Regions from separate parts of the Homo sapiens genome. Here region 2 is linked to region 1. Evidence: chromatin contacts called from ENCODE Hi-C or POLR2A ChIA-PET data. All regions are on one chromosome and are shown on one strand. The core of a region is the stretch at or near the end of the contact, and the rest is flanking DNA. Distances in the headings are between cores, read along the strand shown. Region 1 holds the start of TLK1 (tousled like kinase 1). Region 2 holds the start of DLX2-DT (DLX2 divergent transcript).

What was found. Hi-C counts contacts between places; a loop is a spot of excess contacts on that map. ChIA-PET counts read pairs that join two places held with the same protein, here RNA polymerase II (POLR2A). Pooled maps may share reads with other maps.
Region 2: a pooled map shows a loop between it and region 1 (4-fold over the local background). The contact joins the promoter of DLX2-DT here to the promoter of TLK1 in region 1. A Hi-C loop is called at or near these places in 8 of 50 pooled maps. POLR2A ChIA-PET finds 5 or more read pairs at or near these places in 2 of 52 experiments (H1 and activated CD4-positive, alpha-beta T cell).

What each region holds. Positions count from the first base shown.
Region 1 is chr2:171,157,299-171,163,864 of GRCh38, forward strand. TLK1 (tousled like kinase 1) reads right to left here and starts at 3,595. Exons shown (of 21, transcript NM_012290.5): 1 at 2,992-3,595. The coding sequence starts at 3,130. RefSeq lists silencers at 2,766-3,005, 3,276-3,995, 4,126-4,185 and an enhancer at 2,767-3,411.
Region 2 is chr2:172,099,368-172,105,933 of GRCh38, forward strand. DLX2-DT (DLX2 divergent transcript) reads left to right here and starts at 3,639. Exons shown (of 5, transcript NR_126376.1): 1 at 3,639-3,901; 2 at 4,571-4,665; 3 at 6,516-6,566. It overlaps DLX2 (distal-less homeobox 2), which reads right to left and starts at 3,533. Exons shown (of 3, transcript NM_004405.4): 1 at 2,772-3,533; 2 at 2,095-2,279; 3 at 71-1,577. The coding sequence starts at 3,171. The coding sequence ends at 1,176. RefSeq lists a silencer at 3,335-3,534.

The sequences.
Region 1 (6,566 bases), core at 2,345-4,844:
ACACTAGGTTCCTAGACTTCAACAAAGCAAAACTGGCCTTTACTTGAAAACCTTTTTAACTCGTCACTCCCTTAATCACAGGATTATAGAAGACAAAATGGGATGGAGATTATAGGTTTAAAAGATTCAACAGAAAATCTAGAGCTACATCGCTGAACTCCTCTAACAGAACCACAAGACTGACAAGCGAAAAGCTTTGGGACCCGAGGGAAAGAAATCTATACTATATTTATCACATAATTTCCTAAATTCTAATAGATTCCCAAATCTTATAGAGCTGTATTTTATTTGTGATAAAACTATGTGAATATGATAATGGTAATAAGGTAAAAAGAAACAAAACTACAACATACAGCATCAAAAATAATCAGATCATAATCTTAGGTTTGTGGTTTCAAATGTCAAAACTTCAAAATAAGTAACTTTTACAGATGCTTATGGCATATTTTTAAAAATAACCCATTTTCAAAGTTAAGTCTGCCTAAAAGGAGTTCATCACATAGAATATTTATGTAAGTTCACATACATGTGTATCTCTTTTAAGTTTCAATTATTCTATTACTATATGTTAAACTGACTCAATTTTTCAAGAAACAAAGTTAGTTTTCACCGTGATACATACAATACATTCAAGTTCCATTAATATTAACGGTTCTTACTAGCAGTAACTAGCAGTTAAAAAGCTTTCTAAAACTTCATCAATTTATATAATGTACTAACATGTATACCTGGAAAAGGTGCTAAACACTTAAAATAAAAACTGAGATTTCGCTCAATAGAAATCATCTCCATTTTGACACTCAGGGCTTCATATTCCTGTTAGCGTTAGTGAAATCTGAGAACACATCGCCAAGCTTCAAAATGAATATAACCCTAGAGAGGATTAATAGTTTCAACTTGCATGCTGGTTGGTCAAAAAGAAATATCCCCCTGTAGCTATACAGGTACTCGGTGTGAAGTGTAACTTTCACAAAAGCCTGTCCTATGATTTCATGAATTAACAGAAACTCACTACTTTAGGTTACATAAAAACCCACTGTAATCTAAACTGCCGGAAAAAATTATGGTTATTTGGAAGTTCAAGCTAAATGATTCCAACCCCTCCAAATTTTCAAACATCAGGAAAAGTGCAGAATGTTTTTAAGTTGAAGTAACCTCAGAAACTCACAATCTAGATGTTTTGTCTCCCAAATTCCCAATACTGATAACAGATATCAAGAGATAATTCAACACTATGTCCTCAGTATCCAGTTCACGGCCTGGCTCACAGTAATGGCTCAATAAATATTCGAGAAACGAATGAATGAATGAATGAATGAATGATGATATAGCCTTAAACAAGAAACAATAAAATGGTCTTTTTAAACTCATAACACTAACATTAAACATCTTAATGAAACTACAAACAAAAGTAAAAGCATGCTAAAAGCAAGCATCAACTTCTCTATGAAATACATTTTAAACCGTTCATTTAAAAATTTTCAAGTGCAAAAGAATCACCAGATATACTAAATTTCTAGTCATTTAATAAATAAACTTCTATATTCTAACAATGAAAGCTCAGCGTTGGGATAAGATGAAAGGGGGAAACGTCTGTCAATGTATTCCGCATGTTTAATGGATCCCATAAATCAAAGCTTTCCGTGAATTTTCTAGAGCATATTCATGCCAATCTTTAAGCCTATTGTCACTTTCACACATGCTCACAGGAACAAAATGACAAAGAATGCTATGCCTGAACCACTGGATTCAGGGCACAAAACACTTGATTAACACTTGTCAAGGCTCTGACTAGCAAATATCGACAGATATTTTCAAAATAAAGTACTCGCACCGATTCCTACATAAATCGAAGCTCTTGATTTCTTTAAAACATTCACTAGACGGTTGAACTTCCAGACATTTGAAAATGTGCCTATCTCCTCGTGTGCGACAACTAGGAGTGAACAGCCCGTCTACCAATTGCGGATGAATACCGCTAAGCTTTTTCCAGACTAAAGAGCGTTAAAAGACATTCCATGCACATTTATTCATTCCCCATAAATGTGTTTTCTCCCAAATTTCATTTTATGTTGTATACTTAGATACAGCAAGTTGAAATTTTAGTCAAAAGCACGCCGGTGCCTTACAAGCTGTGTAACTGCTACATCTGGTGGCAGCCCACTTGCTTGCAAGAAGCCAGAAAACTTAGAAAACAATTGTAACCGATTTGGTGCGTGTTTGCAATAACCTTTACGCAGATATTTCCCACAAAACCCACGACCCTGTCACAGAAGAACAGTAGCCTACTTGCAGCAGAGAATATAACGCACAAACACGCAGGAAGCAACGGCGAAGGAGAGAAAGTTGCAACCATCTGGAGGGGCGGTTTTAAAAGCCTGCCCACGAGTCAGTCTGTCGTTTAAATTGCTCTAGGGGGCCACACAGGGGATCAAAGTCTGCCCAGATAATTTCAGCGTCTCTCCCCAAAGGAGAAACCCAGCAAGCGAGGGGCATCCTCCAGGTCCCGGGCAGCAAAGCTCGCAAAGTGGGGACCGCCTCTATGGGAGGAGTGCGCGGGAGAAGGGGAGGGGGCTCGAGGACGAAGGCTCCAGCGGGAGGGAAAACCCACCAGAGACCGGAGGCCAGGAGGTTAAGAGTACTGAGTGTACTGGCAAATGGAGCAGAAAGGGGCTCGCGTCTGGGGGGAGGCTTCCCACCCTCGCAGGACTGGCTCCCAGGAACCCCAGGCGAGTCTATGCGCCTCGCCCCGTCCCCACCAGCGCGCACCCCCTCGTCCGTCTCCTCCGCCACCCGCGAACCACCATCCACAGCCAGGGCACTACCTCCCCAGAGCCGGGGAGCCGGGCGGCCTCGCGTCCACCTCGCCACCATCCCCCACCCCAGGGTCTGGCGGAGAAGCCCCGGGGCGGGGGGGGCGGGGGGGGGGCGCGGGGGTCCGCGGCGCGGGAGAGGAGGCCCGCGAGCGGGCGCGGGCGCGGCGGTGCTTACCTTCCCTGGGCCTCCCGGATGGCGGCGTGTGATTCAGCAGGGACCTGGCCGCCGCCGCCGAGCCCGGGGTTGGAGACGTGGAGAGCTGGGACCAAGATGGCGGCCCCTCCAAACTTCCACTGCTACTTTGGACACTCATCAAGCTACTTTCTGGGAACCCGACTCCCCCCCTGCGACGGCAGCGGCGGCAACGGCACCGGCACCCGCCTCCGTCATGGCGGGGGCCGCGCTGAGGGCGAGCGAGAGAGCGAGGGCTGGGAGGGGAGAGTCAAGGGGATGGGGGAGGAAACCGAGAAGAGGGGAGGTGGGGAGGAAAGAGGTGAGGGAAGGAGAGGGGACAGGGAGGAGGGAAAGGGGGAGAAGCGAGGGAGCGAGCGGGCGCGCCAGAGGAGAGGAGGAGGAAAGGAGCGCGGCGGCGGAGGCGTCGAGGGGGTGCCAGCCGGGCCGGGGTCGGAGCGCGGGCGGAGCGCGGGCTGCGCCGGCCGAGGACACTTCCGCGGGCGGAACCTGCCGGCACCTCTGCAGTGCGTCGGCCCCCGGCGTCGCCCGGGAGGCGGCGGCGGCGGGCTGTGGGTGGCGGCTGAGGCGGTGGGGTAACCTCTGCATCAGTTACAGGCGGCGGCGGCGTCACGCGCCGCCTGTGCAAACACTATCGCGAGGCTCCTGCGCCTCCGGTAGCGGCGGCGGCGGCGGCGGCGGCAGCGGCGGCCGCGGGAGCAGGCTTGGGGGAGGGACCTGCCAGGGGCTGGGGGGTGGGGGCATGGGGAAGGAGCGAGCGCGCGAGGGAAGAGACTAGAGCGCCGGGGCGCCCCTGCCGCACCCGCGGATCGCCGCGCGGCGCGGGAGCCCGGGGTTGCCGGACTCGCGTGCGCGGGGGCAGCGTCCCCGCGCCGGCCGGAGGGAGGCGCGCCCCCGCCGCGCCGCTCGGGCTCCAGCGCCGCTGCCACCTGACTCCCCCTGTCTCCCGCGGAAGCGCGCCTCTCTCCTGACCCACACCCAACACGGGGAGAAATGCTGCTGCTCTCGCTCAGCTGCCGCTTCTCGGGAGTTCAATGTGATCGTTTCTCAAAATGGAACTGAAAAGTTGAGAGTTCCTTCTTTCTTGCCCCTCTGTACTGTGCAGAAAAACGTATGTGCGCCTCCCCGTCTGCAGAATGGGAATAATGACCGAATAAAAGAGCTATGAAAATAAACATGGGTAGTGGGAGAGTTGGGAAATAAAACTTTCTCGTGTTTTCTAAAAAAGAGTGAAGAATCTTTAATGAGGAAATTGAAAATTACCAGTTTTGTAGACTGTATGGTATAGCAATTCTTTGTTTTAAAACAGTAAGTGGAAAATCTAAATGAAAAATGTGATTACTGAATCACATATTTAGGAAAACTATACAGCGTTCATCTTGCAGAAGGTATGGTTTCTAGAAACTTATAATTTGTTTCTAGTGTCTCCGCTGAGTCCCGACTACAAAAATCCCAAAATAAATAACAGCATTTGCTAAAATTTATAGATAGAGTGTAGCTTTCTACAGACCCACACAAGTATACTCACACCAGGGATTGGGCTTCTTGTACATAAAAGAGCACTCTAGTTCAGGAAAAGTACAACAAGGTTATTTCTCTCTTTAGAAAACCAAATTGAATAGAGCACTAAAAAGATTATGATATAGCGCTACTGCACAGACAAGAGGAAATGGCATGATTACCAGGGGGACAAAAATGTCGTTTCTATTTTTTATTTTTATGACTTCGCATTTCTCATAGTAATGTTTTGTTCAGATAAACTATCATACTAGAAAAGAACCTTGATTGTCAGTTATCTCCAGAAGTAATTGTAGTTGCCTTGTGCTTTAGATACTTCAGTGAGTTTTTAGTCTTGTCTGCTTTTCAAACTTAAGAGGGACATCTCACAAACAACTTTATTGAGGTATAATTGACAAAATAAACTGCACATATTTAAAGTGTACAATTATTGGCCAGGTGCGGTGGCTCACGCCTGTAACCCCAGCACTTTGGGAGGCCGAGGTGGGCGGATCACGAGGTCAGGAGTTTGAGACCAGCCTGGCCAACATGGTGAAACCCCATCTCTACTTAAAATACAAAAATTAGCCGGGTGTAGCGGCACGCGCCTGAAGTCCCAGCTACTCGGGAGGCTGAGGCAGGAGAATCGCTTGAACCCGGGAGGCAGAAGTTGCGGTAAGCCTAGATCGCAACGTTGCACTCCAGCCTGGGCGACAGAGCGAGACTCCTAGACTCTGTCTCAAAAAAATAAAAATAAAGTGTACAATTTGATAAGTTTTGATGTGTATACCTCCCTGAAACCACTTCTACAAGGAAGATGGTGAATGTATCTATCACCCTCCAAAGTTTCCTCTTTGTGGTTCCTCCTCCACACTACTTCCATTCTCTCCAACCACAGATCTTTCTGTCATATGGGTAGCTTTCCATTTCATAGAATTTTAGATAAATGCAGGCCATACAGTCAATTTGTACTCTTGTCTGGCTTTGGTTTTGTTTTTTGTTTTTTGTTTTTGAGACAGAGTCTTACTCTGTTTTGCCCAGGCTGGAGTGCCATCTCGGCTCACTGCAGCCTCCGCCTCCCGGGTTCAAATGATTCTCCTGCCTCAACCTCCTGAGTAGCTGGAATTACAGGCACGTGCCACTACATCCAGCTAACTTTGTATTTTTAGTAGAGATGGGGTTTCACCATGTTGGCCAGGCTGGTCTCAATCTCCTGACCTCAGGTGATCCGCCCACCTTGGCCTCCCAAAGTGCTGGGATTACAGGCCTGAGCCACCGTGCCAGGCCTTGTCTGGCTTCTTTCACTCGACATTATTTTTTTGAGAGATTCGTCCACATTGTTGCATTATCAATAGTTTGTTTTTATTTTTAAGTAGTATTACACTGAATGAGTGTACCACACTTGTTTATCCATTAAACTATTGATGGACATTTGCATTGTTTTCACTTTTTGGCTGTTACGAATAATGCTGCTAAGAACATTCATGTACAAGTCTTTCTGTGGACATAGGCTTTCCTTTCCCTTGGATACATACCCAGGATCTTGCCATTCGATTTTTATACCTAAATACATGCACTATAAGAGGAACAGAGTTTCTGTAATGACATGTTGATAAATGTATGCTCTTTCTGTATTTTTAAGAGTAAGCTTAGTCAGCAGATTGCGGTGAAAAGAACATGGGACAGGAAGGAAGTTAAGAGACCTGAGTATTAGTCTCAGCAGGTAACTTGATTCAATTTCCTCATCTACGAGAAAGAGGTTAGAGTCACTGAGTGATTTTTAAAGCTCCTACCAATTCTGAGACTGTACAGAGCTCAGTTCCTCTCAAAAATGGTAAACAAAGCCCAACCAAAAAGGTTTGATGATGGTAGGTTATCTTTCTCCCAACCTTCTCCAGAGCTTCAAGTTTTTAAGTTATCCTTATGCCAATTCATAGTACTTTTTTTTTTTTTAATTGTCACCCAGGCTGGAGTGCAGTGGTGCAATCTTGGCTCACTGCAACCTCTGCTTCCCAGATTCAAGGAAGTCTCATGCCTCAGCCTCCTGAGTAGCTGGGACT
Region 2 (6,566 bases), core at 2,389-4,888, 940 kb after region 1:
GCCTGGGCAGCGGCTTGAGCTCTGAGCACGTGACTGACCGGACCCTGGCACCAAGAAAAAAGCGCACACATCCAATGAAAACAATAATTTATTTAAATAATCTCTTCATATTGTAAAATCAACATTAAGAGCATGTTGTTTTCATAATAAATAACCCCAAAATACCTTTCATTTCAACAACAAAGACTTTAGGATACGATAAAACAAATCCAAATCAGTAGCTTAATTTAACTGAAATGTTTTTAAAGGAAAAAATAAAAAGGAGGGGTTGCTGAGGTCACTGCTAAACTGCAGTTTTCACAACTGGGGGTTTACAAAAAAGTCTGAAAAGATGAGTATTTTTATACAAATAAATCAGTGGGAAAATCTGCACAGACACCTTTATTTACAAACTCTGTGTCCAAGTCCAGGCTAATAATCCTGAATAGGTTTTAAAAAAGATAATTTAAACACATTTTTGCAGTGTTCACATATTAAAAAATCATTTTTTCAACGTCAAAATGAGGTCATCCGCAAAGGCACCTAAACTTTTAAAAAAATAACAAATAAAAAAACTCCACTGGTGATGGATGAGGAGAGAGCTGAGGGAGCGCTCCTGGGGGAGCGCGGTGGGGGTAAGATAAGGGATGGGGGCTCCGAGGGCTGGGAACTGCAGGAAGGAAAGAAGCGGCGGGGCCGCCCGGGTCAAGGGGCCACGTGGGGGAGGGCGGGCAGGCGGGACCGGGAGGTCAATAACTGCAGCGTCCGAGCTGAGCCCAGGGGAGCGGGCGAGGAGAAAGAAGCCTCAGAGCGCCCGGGAAGCCTCGCGCGCCTGGGAGGCTTCCATCTCCCGGGACCCAGCTCTCAGCCCGGGGCGAGGAAGGCGCCAGACAGGCTCACCCGGAGGGGAGGGAAGGCAAGTCCGAGGCGGGGCTCGAAACAGCCGAGACCCGGGGCTCAGGTCAGAAATGCGGCCTTTTAGGGAGGCCTTTGCCAAGCTGCTGTCCGGTTCCCCCGAGAGAGGGGCCCGTTTGGTGGCCCCGGGAGTGAGCAGGGCCTGAGACGGGCCACTGCAGGTCGCAGCCTGCAGGAGAGGTGGGTGGCGGCAGCGGGCCGGGAGGAGGGAACCCCGGCTCGGGGTAAGCAATGAGGATAAGTGGTCTCTGCTCTCAGTCTCTGGCGAGTTCTCCCTGGGGTTAGAAAATCGTCCCCGCGCTCACCGGGGCGCCCCCGCCGCCGTGATGGTGGTGGTGGTGATGCGGCTGCGGGGTCTGAGTGGGGTGCAGCAGCGGCGCCGTGGCCTGCAGGTGTGAGGCGGATCCCGAGGTCTGGTGGTACCAGGGGTAGTTGCCCAGAAAAGCCGAGGCCGCGCTGCTCGGGCTGGAGCCCGAGCTGCCGGCGCCGCTGCCGCCACTGCCCGGACCACCGCCGCCCGCCATCCGCTGCGGCACACCAAAGTCCCAGGAGGCCGGCGCTGAGACTGGCGGCGAAGCACAAGGTGGAGAAGCGCTGGCCCCAGGGTGCTGCTCCGAGGGGATCTCACCACTTTTCCACATCTTCTTGAACTTGGACCGGCGGTTCTGGAACCAGATTTTGACCTTTGAGGAAAAAGACCTGAGCATTAGTGGAGGAACCTAGTCTTGGGGCAGTAGGGGTTCGAAGAGGAGAAAAAAGAAGGCAGAGAAAAACCGCTGGCTAGCGGTGGGCAGCGAGCGCCCTGGGGAGATAAGAGGATCACGGGCGGCGGCCTTCGAGGCTCTGCCGGTTCCTGCTCCCTGGGGAGGTAATTGCCAAAAGGCCAGGACTGCTGGTGTACGTGCACTGTGATGATGGTGACAGCGGGAGGGTGAGGAGGGCCAGTTATTTCACCCGCTTAATCAGTAGCGAGAGGTACGGGATTTCTGTCCACCCGGTCCCTTTCCTTCCCTCCCACGGCGGCCCCTTGGGGGTTTCCAGCTTTGGGCCTAGAAGCTTACTTAGGGCCGCTCGAGGCGCAGGCCTGGAAATCCTTAAAAGTACTTAAAATGAACTTTAAAAAGCATTGTCCTAAACCCGCCTGCTTCCCAGCCATCTCAGGCCCGCGCTCTCCTCGCCCCTGCAGGGCGCGAGCCCCACCTGAGTCTGGGTGAGGCCCAGAGAGGCCGCCAGCTCGGCTCGCTCCGGCAAGGCCAAGTATTGAGTCTTTTGGAAACGCCGCTGAAGAGCCGCCAGCTGGAAACTGGAGTAGATGGTGCGGGGTTTCCGGACTTTCTTTGGCTTCCCGTTCACTATCCGAATTTCAGGCTCAAGGTCCTCCTTCTCTGCAACGATAAAGAATCGTAAGAACAGCGCAACCCAGGGGTCCTGGAGTTCCCGCCCTCCTAGAGGGCCCGGCGGGGGGGACTTGGCTTGAGCAAAGAGGTGGGTGCACTGAACTGTGGCGCCACGGGCAGGCGCAACTTCGCAGCGTGCGATCGGAGCCGCCACCGACCCCGGGAGCTGTACCCTCCAGGGAAGGGGGAGACAAGTGCACACCCAAGAGAAAGAAGCTGGTGGCAAGGAGATGCCCTTATGAGGCAGGCAGAGCACGCCCACTTGGCTCTTGAGGCCACCAGGTCCTACCAAAGGAGAGAGGGACGTAACCGGCGACCTGCGGCAGATTGGAGGCTGGGGAGGGTAAAGGGCACAAGCGGGCGGTGAGCAGGCAGCGTGAAAATCCAGAGCTTTCGAAGGCCCCCCGCCCCAAACACGTTTACCCATCCATCCCATTAACTAGACCGACTCGGCACTCTTGACTTCAGCGTTATGCATACCAGGCTCGTTGTTGGCTGGGGACGAACTGGTTCCATAGGGAGCGTAGGAGGTGTAGGCGGCGGTGTAGCCCAGGTCATAGCTGCTCTTGGCGGAGTAAGGGACGTTGTTGAGGCCGCTGGCTTGGTACTGGTAGGAACCCATGTGCGCGTAGGGCGAGCCCCCGCCGCCGCCGCCGCCCGCCGGGTGCTGCTGGTTGGTGTAGTAGCTGCTGTCGGTGGCGGTGGACACCGGAAGGGTGGGCGACTCCTGGGGCTTGTGGAGGCTGCTGCTGCTGCTGCTGTTGCCACCCGGGCCGGCGCCGCCGCCGCTCGGGGGCTGCTGGTGCTGGTGGTACGTGCTGGAGGCGGCGATCTGGGTCGAGTGCATATCAGCCACTAGACTGTCAAAGACTCCAGTCATCCTGGCCCGAGACGGGAAAGAGCAGAGGTGGCGGGCGTGCGGGGGAAGCCAGGCGCCTCCTCTGTCTCTCCCGGTCCCCTCCAGCAGCCAATGTAATTACGGGGGTGGTGGTGGGGAAACAAGAAAGGAGGCAACCGTCTAGGCGCCTCCTCCTCCGGGGGAGGCGATCACCGTGCGCTGCTCGGGACAGCTGCCTCTGGTCGCATCCTCTTTCGGCCTCTGGGCCCGCTCGGCTCCTTGCCCAGCGCGAGCGCGGGCTCTGGCGGGGGGCGGGCAGTGGAGGGGGCAGGGGTGGCTGGGCCGGGTCGGGGCTCTGGGAGGCGGGAGCAGGTGAGCGGCCCCGAGCGGCTTTACGATTGTCTGCCAGGCGGGCTCCTGAAGTGTGGGCATTTAACACTCGTCACGTGAGCGCTGGCGACGTCACCTAGCAACAGCCAATCAGAAGCAAACGGCCGCGGAGCTCCGGGAACGCCCGGCCAAGGGGCGGGCGTCACATGGTGGGCGCTGTGGCTGCGGCTGCGGCTGCAGCGGCCCCAGGTGCAAACAGACTGCCGCCGAATGTGAGCAGCGAGGCGAGGGGTCGAGGTAGCGAGGAGTCAGGGTGGCCCGCAGCAGGAAGACAGAAGGCGTGGAGACAGACTGGCGTTTTGCCTCAGAGGAAGAAGTGGGGTCCCCTCTCCCATTCTGTGAGCAAGTGCCAGTTCCAGTGATTCGTACTTTCATGTCCGAGGTCAGTTTTCAAACACATTAAAGTACATCGGTGCCCAGAGTCCAGCCAGCTCTATCTTCACTTTTCCTCGAAGTGTCTGGCATTTATTCTTGTTAGCCACTCGGCACTTGACATAATCAATTGATTTAATTATCCACAAACCACGTGTAATGCTCGCTTCTTAACCAATCCGCAGGGATATTAGGACAATTAATCATATAATATTGAAACGGGTTTTCCTTGTTGCTTCAAAGAGAAGCTACATAAACTTAAAGGTATTATTGCTAATAGTATATTTGAAACCACTTTCCCTGGTACTTTCCCGACACGCGAGACTCTGAGTAATTATATACGTTTGATAAGTAAATGACACCCTGAAAGCCATCCCGAGGACTTCCTCCTTCGGGTGGAAAGGTTCACCAGTTGTCCTTGAAAATTCGATGCTCTTGCGAAAAAGGAAATAGGATAATAGGTGAGATTATAGATTTATCAAGTAGATACTAGATTTATCACTTCTCTGTAAATTTACAACAAATATAAAAAGTTTTATCTGGTTTGTTGAATTTAATCCTGTTTTACAGTTTTGCATTTTAGGACCCTGTTCTACCCTATCATTGCAATTTTTTTCTTTTCCCTCTGTTTTTTAAAAAATCGGAAATGGTGACTTCCTCTGTCTCTATAACCTTGTAGTTGGAAACCTTGGCCCGACGGTGATGGACTGCACGACTTGCTGGACTCCCAAGTCCGAAGTTCCTGCGGCAGCGCTTGCTTTGTGGCGCCACCTGGTGGGCAGTGTGCGAGGTTGCGGGGGGCGGGGTAGACGGTCTAATCACGCCCAGGCGCCAGCCTCTGAAACCCCCCAAAAGAACAAAATAGTAATTAAAAGCCACAAAATTGTGCTAGTGCGCACCATCTGAAGCACCCTTTCCTAAAGACATAACATGTCGCTGAAAGAACTTGTTAAAACAACTGTCTGATAGAAAACAAGTTGATACCTTCAAAAATATGATCTTTGGTCTTCTTCCCCATAAAAAGCAAGTGTGTAATTAAAACTCCAGCATTCACACAGAGAAATAATGAGATAGGTAATGCGCCTTTAAGTCTACCTGGATTTAGTTCCCAGCTTTTTTTTGGTTAAGGAAGGCCCCTAGATGGAAAGCGCCAGCTTATGAGAAACGTTGGAGGTGGAGCTCACCTCCACCCACCTGCATTGCTTTATGCGGTTCTCTGCCTACTTTGTGGGCCTCAGCTGCAAAACCAACCTCTTGATATTGAAACATGATTGCCTTTTGGTGTTTTTTTGTTTGTTTTTGTTTTTTTGAGACGGAGTCTCACTCTGTCACCCAGGCTGGAGTGCAGTGGCGCCATCTTGGCTCACTGCAACCTCCACCTCCTGGGTTCAAGCGATTCTCCTGCCTCAGCCTCGTAAGTAGCTGGGATTACAGGCGCGCGCCACCACTCCCGGCTAATTTTCGTATTTTTAGTAGAGATGGGGTTTCACCATGTTGGTCAGGCTGGTCTCGAATTCCTGACCTCGTGATCTGCCCGCCTTTTGGTGTTTTGACTTCAAATTCCAACTCTTTCTGTCACCACAGTGGTAGCTGCTTTGATCTAATGTAGAAAAAAAATTCCCTGAAAAAGACAATTTTAAAAATCCAACCGCCTGCTGGGCACGGTGGCTCACACCTGTAATCCCAGCACTTTGGGAGGCCAAGGCGGGCAAATCACCTGAGGTCAGGAGTTCGAGACCAGCCTGGCCAACATAATGAAACCCCATCTCTATTAAAAATACAAAAATTAGCCAGGTTTGCTGGTGGGAGCCCGTAATCCAAGCTACTTGGGAGGCCGAGGCAGGAGATTCACTTGAGCTGGCGAGGCAGAGGTTGCAGTGAGCCAAGATCATGACAAGATCATGCCATTGCACTGCAGCCTGGGTGACAGAGCGAGACTCTGACTCAAAAAAAAAAAAAAAAAAAAAAAATCCAACCACCATGTCTTCTTCTCTCTGTTCTTTGTTCCCACCCTAAATATGTTCTCCAGGCTTTTTCATGATGGCAAATTTGTTGTATTTTATTTATTCAGTAACTTCCATTAATTAGCAGCCCAAAGTCTAGATCAGCTGGGATCTGGAAAATGGTTTCTTTCTGGAAGGAAATGACTGGAGCCCCACTTTATCTGTAAAACAAAGGATTGTGTACATGGGGGAAAGAGGGGGCAAAGAAGAGACCAGAGGCAATGAGCAAGCGGGGAGAGTGTGAGGGAGGGGGAAAGGGAGACAGAACGCACAACTGCATTTGGAGAATCAAGTAGAGACTTGAGGTATCAGTTCTGATAATTTGAACACAAGTCTGGGTTTAGCCAAATTATCTGATTACTGCACCACAATGTCCAAACGATTTGCTTACTTTGGTCTGAAGTCAGGGAAGCAGTGGCATAGGGAATTGACAGTTTTGTCTACAGTCAGAGTGACGCCCGTCTCCTTAGTGATCTGAGAGGAGTGAAGGGGAGGCTTAAAACGAGTTTGGGAGAACACTGGTGCTTGAGGGCGGCCAGCTACCTCTTCTGCCCCAGGGCACTTTCTTTCCCCTTCTCTGTTTTCGGATTTCTCTGACTTCGGCATTCTTTTGCTCCGCAGGAACATAGAGAACGGTGGGGGTAAATAAGGGGAGCCTGAAGTTTCTGCTCT